Regions from separate parts of the Homo sapiens genome. Here region 1 is linked to region 2. A link is an interaction called in ENCODE POLR2A ChIA-PET data of the cell type or tissue named here. Cell type or tissue: GM12878. All regions are shown on one strand.

Region 1 (4,000 bases), 740 kb before region 2:
CTGGGAGGCGGACGTTGCAGTGAGCCGAGATTGCTCCACTGCACTCCAGCCTGGGTGACAGAGCGAGACTCTCTGTCAAGAAAGAAAGAGAGAGAGAGAGAGAAGGAAGGGAGGGAGGGAGGGAGGGAGGGAGGGAGGGAAGGGAATGGAAGGAAGGGAAGGGAAGTAAGAAAAATGGTCCAATGTGTTCTCATTTGAAGCCTTCTGACCTACCTGAGAGCTCTGTGGACTCTGAACTCGCCAGCAAGCCTGACCTGTGTGCACATGGGTCCATTTCTTGAGAAGGTTCCTGAGTTATTCAAATTCTCAGTATGGTCTGTAATCCAAAAAGGATTAGGATTCACTGGTCTGTACTCTCCTCAGAGACTTTTTCATCAAATGCCTCAATTCAAAATGGTTCTAGACAATGAGAACACATCACAGGAAAGGGAACATCACACACTGGGGCCTGTTGTGGGGTGGGGGGAGGGGGGGACAGATAGCATTAGGAGGTATACCTAATGTTAAATGGCGAGTTACTGGGTGCAGCACACCAACATGGCACATGTATACATATGTAACTAACCTGCACGTTGTGCACGTGTACCCTAAAACTTAAAGTATAATAAAAAAAAAAAGAAAAACATCATTCATAGTTACAGCTGACACACACACACACACACACACACAAAATGGTTCTAGAATATAAATCACTTAAATTTATGTTGAATAATATGTTACATTTAAATCTGTGCTTTTGCTTATCTAAGCTGCATAACTTGCCCTTATTTCAAATCCTTTTTTTTTCCAACAGATAAAATATTTTGATAAAAGAAGAGACTACTTAAAATTCAAAGAAAAATTTGAAGCAGGACAATTTGAGCCTTCAGAAACAACTGCAAAATCCTAGGCTGTTCATAAAGATTGAAAGTATTCTTTCTGGACATTGAAAAAGCTCCACTGACTATGGAACAGTAATAGTTTGAATCATAGTGAACATCAATACTTGTTCCCTATATACGACACTTGATAATTAAGATGATCAAGAACCAGAAGATCTGTGAAGAAATGAAATAAAATGGTATTTAGTAAGAAATCTCTATTTTAAGAAAAAAAGTAAAACCTGTTATAAACACATGCACTTTTGTTTTGTTTTTGTTTTGTTTTTAATTAGAGGATGGGTAGTAGGCAGATGATAAAATTTATAATATACATAGAAGTGAAATAAATGGGAGTTAGCATTTTAATACAGGCAAGAGCTATTACAACAACCCAAGTGAGAAATGATGAGGGTTTGTGGAAGGTTTATAAGGAAGAAGGGTGAACTTAAAATATACAAGTAAAATAATAAAAGCCATCTATAAAAAAGCCCATAGCTAATATCAACACTTAATGTTGGGACAGGAACTGGATGTCTAGCTAGTCCAGTGAGACAAAAAAGAAAAAGCATACACACTGGGAAGGAAGAAAGAAAACTAGCTCTACTCACATATAATAAATACTATCTTATAGAATGTACCAATGGATGCACAAAAAGAGCTCCTAGAACTATAAGTCAATCATAGAAAGGTTGCAGGAAACAAGGTCAATATACACAAGGAAAATTATATTCCTATATATCAGCAATAAACAACTGGAATTTAAAACTTAAAAATACCATTTGTGAATAGCACCAAAAAAAATTAAAGGAATACTTAGGTATAAATCTAATATATGGAGGCCTCTATGCTGAGAACTAGAAAACACTTGGAAGCAGACTACATCAGATTAAATGGAGAGGTATACAGTTGGCCCTCTGTGGGTTCTGCATCCATGGATTCAACCCCGAAGAGAAAATTTTTGGGAAAAGGAAAAACGAGTAAAAATAATAAAAATTTAAAAATCCAGTATAACACCTATTTACATTGTATTAGGTATTGTAAGTCATTGAGATGATTTAAAGTATAGGCATACCTCAAAGATACTGCAGGTTTGGTTACAGACCACTGCATTAAAGTGAATATCACAATAGAGTGGGTTACACAAATGTTTTGGTTTTCCAGTACACATAGAAGTTATGTTTATACTGTTGTCTAGTAAGTGTGCAATAGCATTATGTCTGCTCAGTATATATGCCTTCATTTTAAAATACTTTTTATTACTAAAAAATGCTAAAGATTCTCTGAGTCTTCAGCGAGTTGTCATCCTTTTGCTGGTAGAGGGTCTTGCCTCGATGTTGATGGCTGCGGACTGATCAAGGTGGGGGGTGGTTGCTGAAGTTTGGGGTGGCTGTGGCAATTTCTTAAGACAATTAAGTTTGCTGTATTGATTGACTCTTCATTTCACAAAAGATTTCTCTGTAGTGTGCAATGCTGTTTGATAGTATTTTACCTATAGTAGAACTGCTTCCAAAATTGGAGTCAATCCTCTTAAACCCTGCTGCTGCTTTATCACCTGAGTTTATGTCATATTCTAAATGCTTTGTTATTCCAACAGTATTCACAGCATCTTCACCAGGAATAGGTTCCATCTCAAGAAATCATTTTCTTTGCTCATCCATAAAAAGCAACTTCTCATCCATTCAAGATCATGAGATTGCAGCAATTGTCACATCAGGCTTTTTTTTTTTTTTGAGACAGGGTCTCACTCTGTCACTCAGGCTGGAGTGCAATGGTGCGATCTTGGCTCACTGCAACCTCTGCTTCCCGGGTTCAAACGATTCTCCCACCACAGCCTCCCGAGTAGCTGGGACTATAGGGGCGTACCACACCTAGCTAATTTTTGTATTTTTTGGTAGAGATGGGGTTTCACCATGTTGGCCAGGCTGGTCTCAAACTCCTCACCTCAAGTGATCTTCCCACCTCGGCCTCCCAATGCTAGGATTACAGGCATGAGCCACCACGCCCGGCCAGGCTTCACTTCTAATTCTAGTTCTCTTGTTATTTCTACCACATCTGCAGTTCCTTCCTCCAACCTGAAGTCACCTGCTGCATTAATAGCCCCTAACAAGTTGCCTGTCCTTTAAAACTTTGAAGCCAGGCATTGACTTCTCTCTAGCTCTGAAAGTCCTAGATGGCATCCTCTGCCAAAAGAAGGCTGTTTCATCAACGTCGAAAATCTGTGTAGTGTGGCCACCTTCATCAGTGATCTTGGCTAGATCTGGATGATTTGCTGCAGCTTCTGCATGAGCACTTGCTTCTTCACCTTGCTCTTTTTTGGAGGTAGTTTCTTTCCTCACGCTTCATTAACCAATGTCTGCTAGCTTCACAGTTTTCTGCTGTAGCTTCCTCACCTCTCAGCCTTTATAAAATTGAAGACAACTAGGGCTTTGCTCTGGATAAGGCTTTGGTTTAAGGGAATATTGTGGCTGGTTTGATCGTCTATCCGGAAAACTCAAACTTTCTCCATATCAGCAATAAGACTTTCACTTTCTTATTGATGTGTTCACTGGAGTCGCACTTTTAATTTCAAGAACTTTTCCTTTGCATTCACAACTTGGCTAAGCATTTGGTGCAAGAGGCCTAGCTTTTGGCCTGTGTCAGCTTTTGACATTGGCTTCCTCACTAAGCTCTTTCATTTCTAGCTTTTGATTTAAAGCGAGAGACGTGCCACTTTTCCTTTCACTTGAACACTTTAGAGGCCATCAATAGTGTTATTAATTGGCCTAATTTCAATATTGTTGTCTCAGGGAATAGGGAGTCCTGAGGAGAAGAGAGAGATGGCAGCCAGTGAGAGGAGCAGTCAGAACACACAATTTTTTTTTTTTTTTTGAGATGAGTCTTGCTCTGTCACCAGGCTGCAGTGCAGTGGCATGATCTTGGCTCACTGCAACCTCTGCCTCCTGGATTCAAGCGATTCTCCTGCCTCAGCTTCCTGAGTAGCTGGGACTACGGTCGCGTGCCACCATGCCCAGTTAATTTTTGTATTTTTAGTAGAGACGGTGTTTCACCATGTTGGCCAGGCTGGTCTCAAACTCCTGACCTCAAGGAATCCGCCCGCCTCAGCCTCCCAAAGTGCTGGGATTACAGGAGTGAGCCACCAC
Region 2 (4,000 bases):
ACTAAAATACAAAAATTAGCTGGGCATGGTGACATGCACCTGTAGTCCCAGCTGCTCGGGAGGCTGAGGCAGGAGAATCGCTTGAACCTGGGAGGCAGAGGTTGCAGTGAGCCAAGATCACACCACTGCACTCCAGCCTGGTGACAGAGTGAGACTCCATCTCAAAAAAAAAAAAAAGAGAAAACCTAAACTTCCATTAGTGCAAGTTTTTGGTCCTTGAATTACACTGTACATACTCTTATTAACCTAGCCAACACAAGTGAAACAATTTAAATTTCTGAAAGTGGAGACATCTTTCACACACTACCCCAGCATGTAGCAATAATTTAATTCTATTCTTGAATCTAAAAATACATACTGGTGCATGTCTCAATCTGTTTTCCTATGCCCTTAGAAATATAAGTTACCAAAAGCATAATAAACATATTACATACTTCAGAAAGGTAGTCTGATCCTACTAGAACGAAGTAGTTTCCTCCCATTTTCACTTCACTATTACCATGTCCAGTCAACTAGCTGTGTTTACACAACTGTTTCAAAATAACAAAATATACTGGTTAACTTAATTTTTCCTTGTCTCAACTTGCTTTAAAAAGAACCACTAATGATCCAGTAATCCAAGTCCTAAGAACCCAAACAATAGAACTCATCTCAATAAAAAGGAAAAGCTGCAAGCACAATGATTAACATTTACTTAATTTACTTACACACGCCACAGAACATTTTTTTACCAAGTAGATAAACCTACATAGTCATTAAAAATAATCAAGAACTCAGGATCTATGAGAAGAAAAAATAAATTACAAGTTTTATATCCAGAACTATGTACTGCAACAAGGCAAAAATTTGTCAGGGCAGTGGGATTCTGGATCAGTGGGCTTGAATAATCTTGAATAATTTTTGAAATAATAACCCATGGTTCTTTTACAGGAAGTTGGAGTAAAGAAATTAAATCTTAAGTGTAATATTGTATCATTTTGAAGCAGCTGATTAGGAACTTTTCATCTTTTGGTGCAAATGTCTTGAGGCCCTCATCTTGCTCCTTAATTATTGTTCATACAGTAAGCTGTTTGTTGTTATGGCCAGCAAAAGAAATAATGAAGGACTCGATAACTGTCATTGGAACTACATTATTCACCTACTCCTAAAAATAAGCTGTATTTTAAAATAAAAAAGCAATGTCCAGTATCAACTAGCTTTTTCCAATTACATTTTAATTACATTTCCAATTACAGATTTTAAAATAATATTTCTACAAAATATATAATTTAAACAGAAACCAGACTATTACCTTGGAAAGCCCAGCTCTCTCCTTGGCAAGCTTCTGTTTCTTTCTTCCTGCAAGAAATGCAAAGTTATATTTACATTTTGTCATTATAAAAATGGGAATCAAAAGAATTCTAACTGCTGTGGCAGTCATTAATTCCATTTGCAAAACATTTCTAACTCTAGGAATCTATCCCTCCCTGTGATCTGTCAAGAGCATATGACATGTTCTGGTCAATGAGCTGTAGGAAATGTGACACTGCACTGGAGCGTTCTCCTTCCCTTTGGGGCAGAAGATCTAGCAATTTGCAAGATGGAGATAGCTCCAATAGCTGGACTTCTAAAGTAATTACAATAAGCAGATCAAGTCCCCCCTTCCAACCAACAAAGGATATGTAACAGGGGCAAGAATTAGGCCACTAGTATTAGGGAGTTTTATTACTGAAATATGCCAGATTATATCTTTACTGAATGTTGCAAACTGGCATTCTTAAATGAAAGAAAAAATCTAAAGTGTACAGGAGGCATATGATGGTTACATGAAAATACTATACCACTTAAAGGTACTTGAGCATCATCAGAATTTGGTATCCAGGGGAGGCCTGGAACCAGTCACTCAAGGATACTGATGCAGGACTACACCTAAAGTGATAATCACTAAAAACTACCAATGACATAGAGAGTAACTGCTGACATAGTTAAGAAAATGTAAGGCTCCAATACTTATTATTAGCTAATACTTATTAGCTGGGTGATCTTAGGCAAATCTCTCACTCTCCCAAGATAAGGTCTAACCTTACAGGACTACAGTGAGAAACAAAAGCCATGAAACAAGCAAATGTCCTCTGAAAACCTTAAAGCACTCTACAAATCCAAGCTTCAATGCATGACTAAAGAGGTCTGAGGGCCGGGCCCAGTGGCTCATGCTTTAATCCCAGCACTTTAGGAGGCTGAGCCAGGCAGATCACAAGGTCAGGAGTTCGAGACCAGCCTGGCCAACATAGTGAAACCCCATCTCTACTAAAAATACAAAAATTAGCCGGGCATGGTGGCGGGCGCCTGTAGTCCCAGCTACTCAGGAGGCTGAGGCAGGAGAATTGCTTGAACCCGGGAGGCGGAGGTTGCAGTGAGCAGAGACTGTGCCACTGCACTTCAGCCTGGGCAACAGAGCGACACTCTGTCTCAAAAAAGAGGTCTCCCTACCTGTAGACAGAAGGTTCATTTACTATGGTCAAGGTACCTTTTCTTAGTCAACCCTCATAAACTGGATTTCATCACACCAGCATCAGATACCCACTCGTCTCCCATAATAGAGTGCTACCACTGTAAGGCTTAAATACAATTCTAGCCATTTCAACAGAAAAAGTATGCATTAAAGTTGATCTTATGTATTAATCTGAAGGCTGCTAATTTTTCTAAGTACCTTACTTAAGTGTTCATCACCGCACAACTAACTGTGGGGAAAAAGGATAAAGAACATAATTCAACCCTCCATTTGCTTATGGGTTTTTGTTCTCTTAAGGCAGAAAATAATGAGTGATAACAGACAACAATATCTAATTGCTAAATATCGTGGTCTACACTGGAACCTGTACTGGAGGGAGCGTAGCAAAACTAGAAAAGAAATGGAAGACTTCAAAGGATCTGGACATGAAGACAAGGAACGCTTGGATGTGAGCACTAAGTTTTAGATGCTACATGCGAGACACTGTTCTAAATGTTTATTAGCTTATTTAATCCTCACAACAACATTAAAAGAATTACAGCTGGGCACAGTGGCTCACGCCTGTAATCCCAGCACTTTGGGAGGCCAAGGCGGGCGGATCACTGGAGGTCAGGAGTTCAAGACCAGCCTGGTTGATACGGTGAAACCCCGTCTTTACTAAAATACAAAAAATTAGCCAGGTATGGTGGCAGGCGCCTGTAGTCCTAGCTACTCGAGAGGCTGTAGCAAGAGGATCACTTGAACCTGGGAGTTTGAGGTTGCAGTAAGCTGAGATAGCGCCACTGCGCTCCAGCCTGGGCCACAGAGTGAGACTCCGTCTCAAACAAAAACAAAAAACAAAATCCAGGTACTATTATCATCCCCATTTTCCAGATGAGAAAATGTACCAAGGTCACAATTACTTACTGGTGGAATGGCAACTCAAACCCAGGCTTTTGGACTTGAAACATGACTCTCTTCTGCCTCTATAGTTAATAGTGTGGAGAAGTAAAGATGTTATTACCATCAAAACAAAAGGCACCTCAGAAATGAACATGCCAAGTTTGTGGGATCAACTGTATGTGAGACATACAATTTGCTAAACCAGAATTTAGGGAAAATGACAAAACTGATAATGAAACCCAGGAAAGTGAAACTGAGTCATAAGTTTTTTTAATAAGGTGGGGAGGAGTGTGTGATTGCCACTGAATACATTTAACTGATACAGCTACCAAATTTTAAGATCACTTAGTTGCTTTACATTTTTAGCAATAAGATTAAAATTCTGGCTTTAGTTTCATAATACAATTAACTTATTACATTAACATATTTTCAGATATAGTATAATGCAGTATTTCTGTGATAAAGGGACAGATGGTAATCAACTGAAAAACCATGAAGAAATTTAACAATGAGCAAAATCAAGCCTTGACTCAATGTTTCCAAGATTTATTCATTTAAATAAGATGCTTAATATATTTTTAATGTGTCATTTTATCCGTCCCATATAAGTGAAATGCACCTGCAGCT

The links. ChIA-PET counts read pairs that join two places held together with the same protein. Peaks named below come from ENCODE experiments on the same cell type or tissue, not always from the same donor. Only the 100,000 strongest peaks of a DNase experiment are listed, where the experiment ranks them.
Region 1: POLR2A ChIA-PET joins it to region 2 with 5 read pairs; 4 of 35 experiments call an interaction of 5 or more read pairs at or near these places.

The regions. Positions count from the first base shown.
Region 1 is chr1:234,382,930-234,386,929 of GRCh38, forward strand. COA6 (cytochrome c oxidase assembly factor 6) reads left to right here. Exons shown (of 3, transcript NM_001206641.3): 3 at 794-2,151. The coding sequence ends at 889. Among named protein-coding and RNA genes, the nearest start is that of COA6-AS1, 11 kb to the left of the region's middle. In GM12878, no CTCF peak of the experiment used is centred here; no DNase peak of the experiment used is centred here; H3K4me3 peaks cover 761 bases; H3K27ac peaks cover 714 bases.
Region 2 is chr1:235,121,035-235,125,034 of GRCh38, forward strand. TOMM20 (translocase of outer mitochondrial membrane 20) reads right to left here. Exons shown (of 5, transcript NM_014765.3): 2 at 1,292-1,338. Among named protein-coding and RNA genes, the nearest start is that of SNORA14B, 4.9 kb to the right of the region's middle. In GM12878, no CTCF peak of the experiment used is centred here; no DNase peak of the experiment used is centred here; H3K4me3 peaks cover 2,188 bases.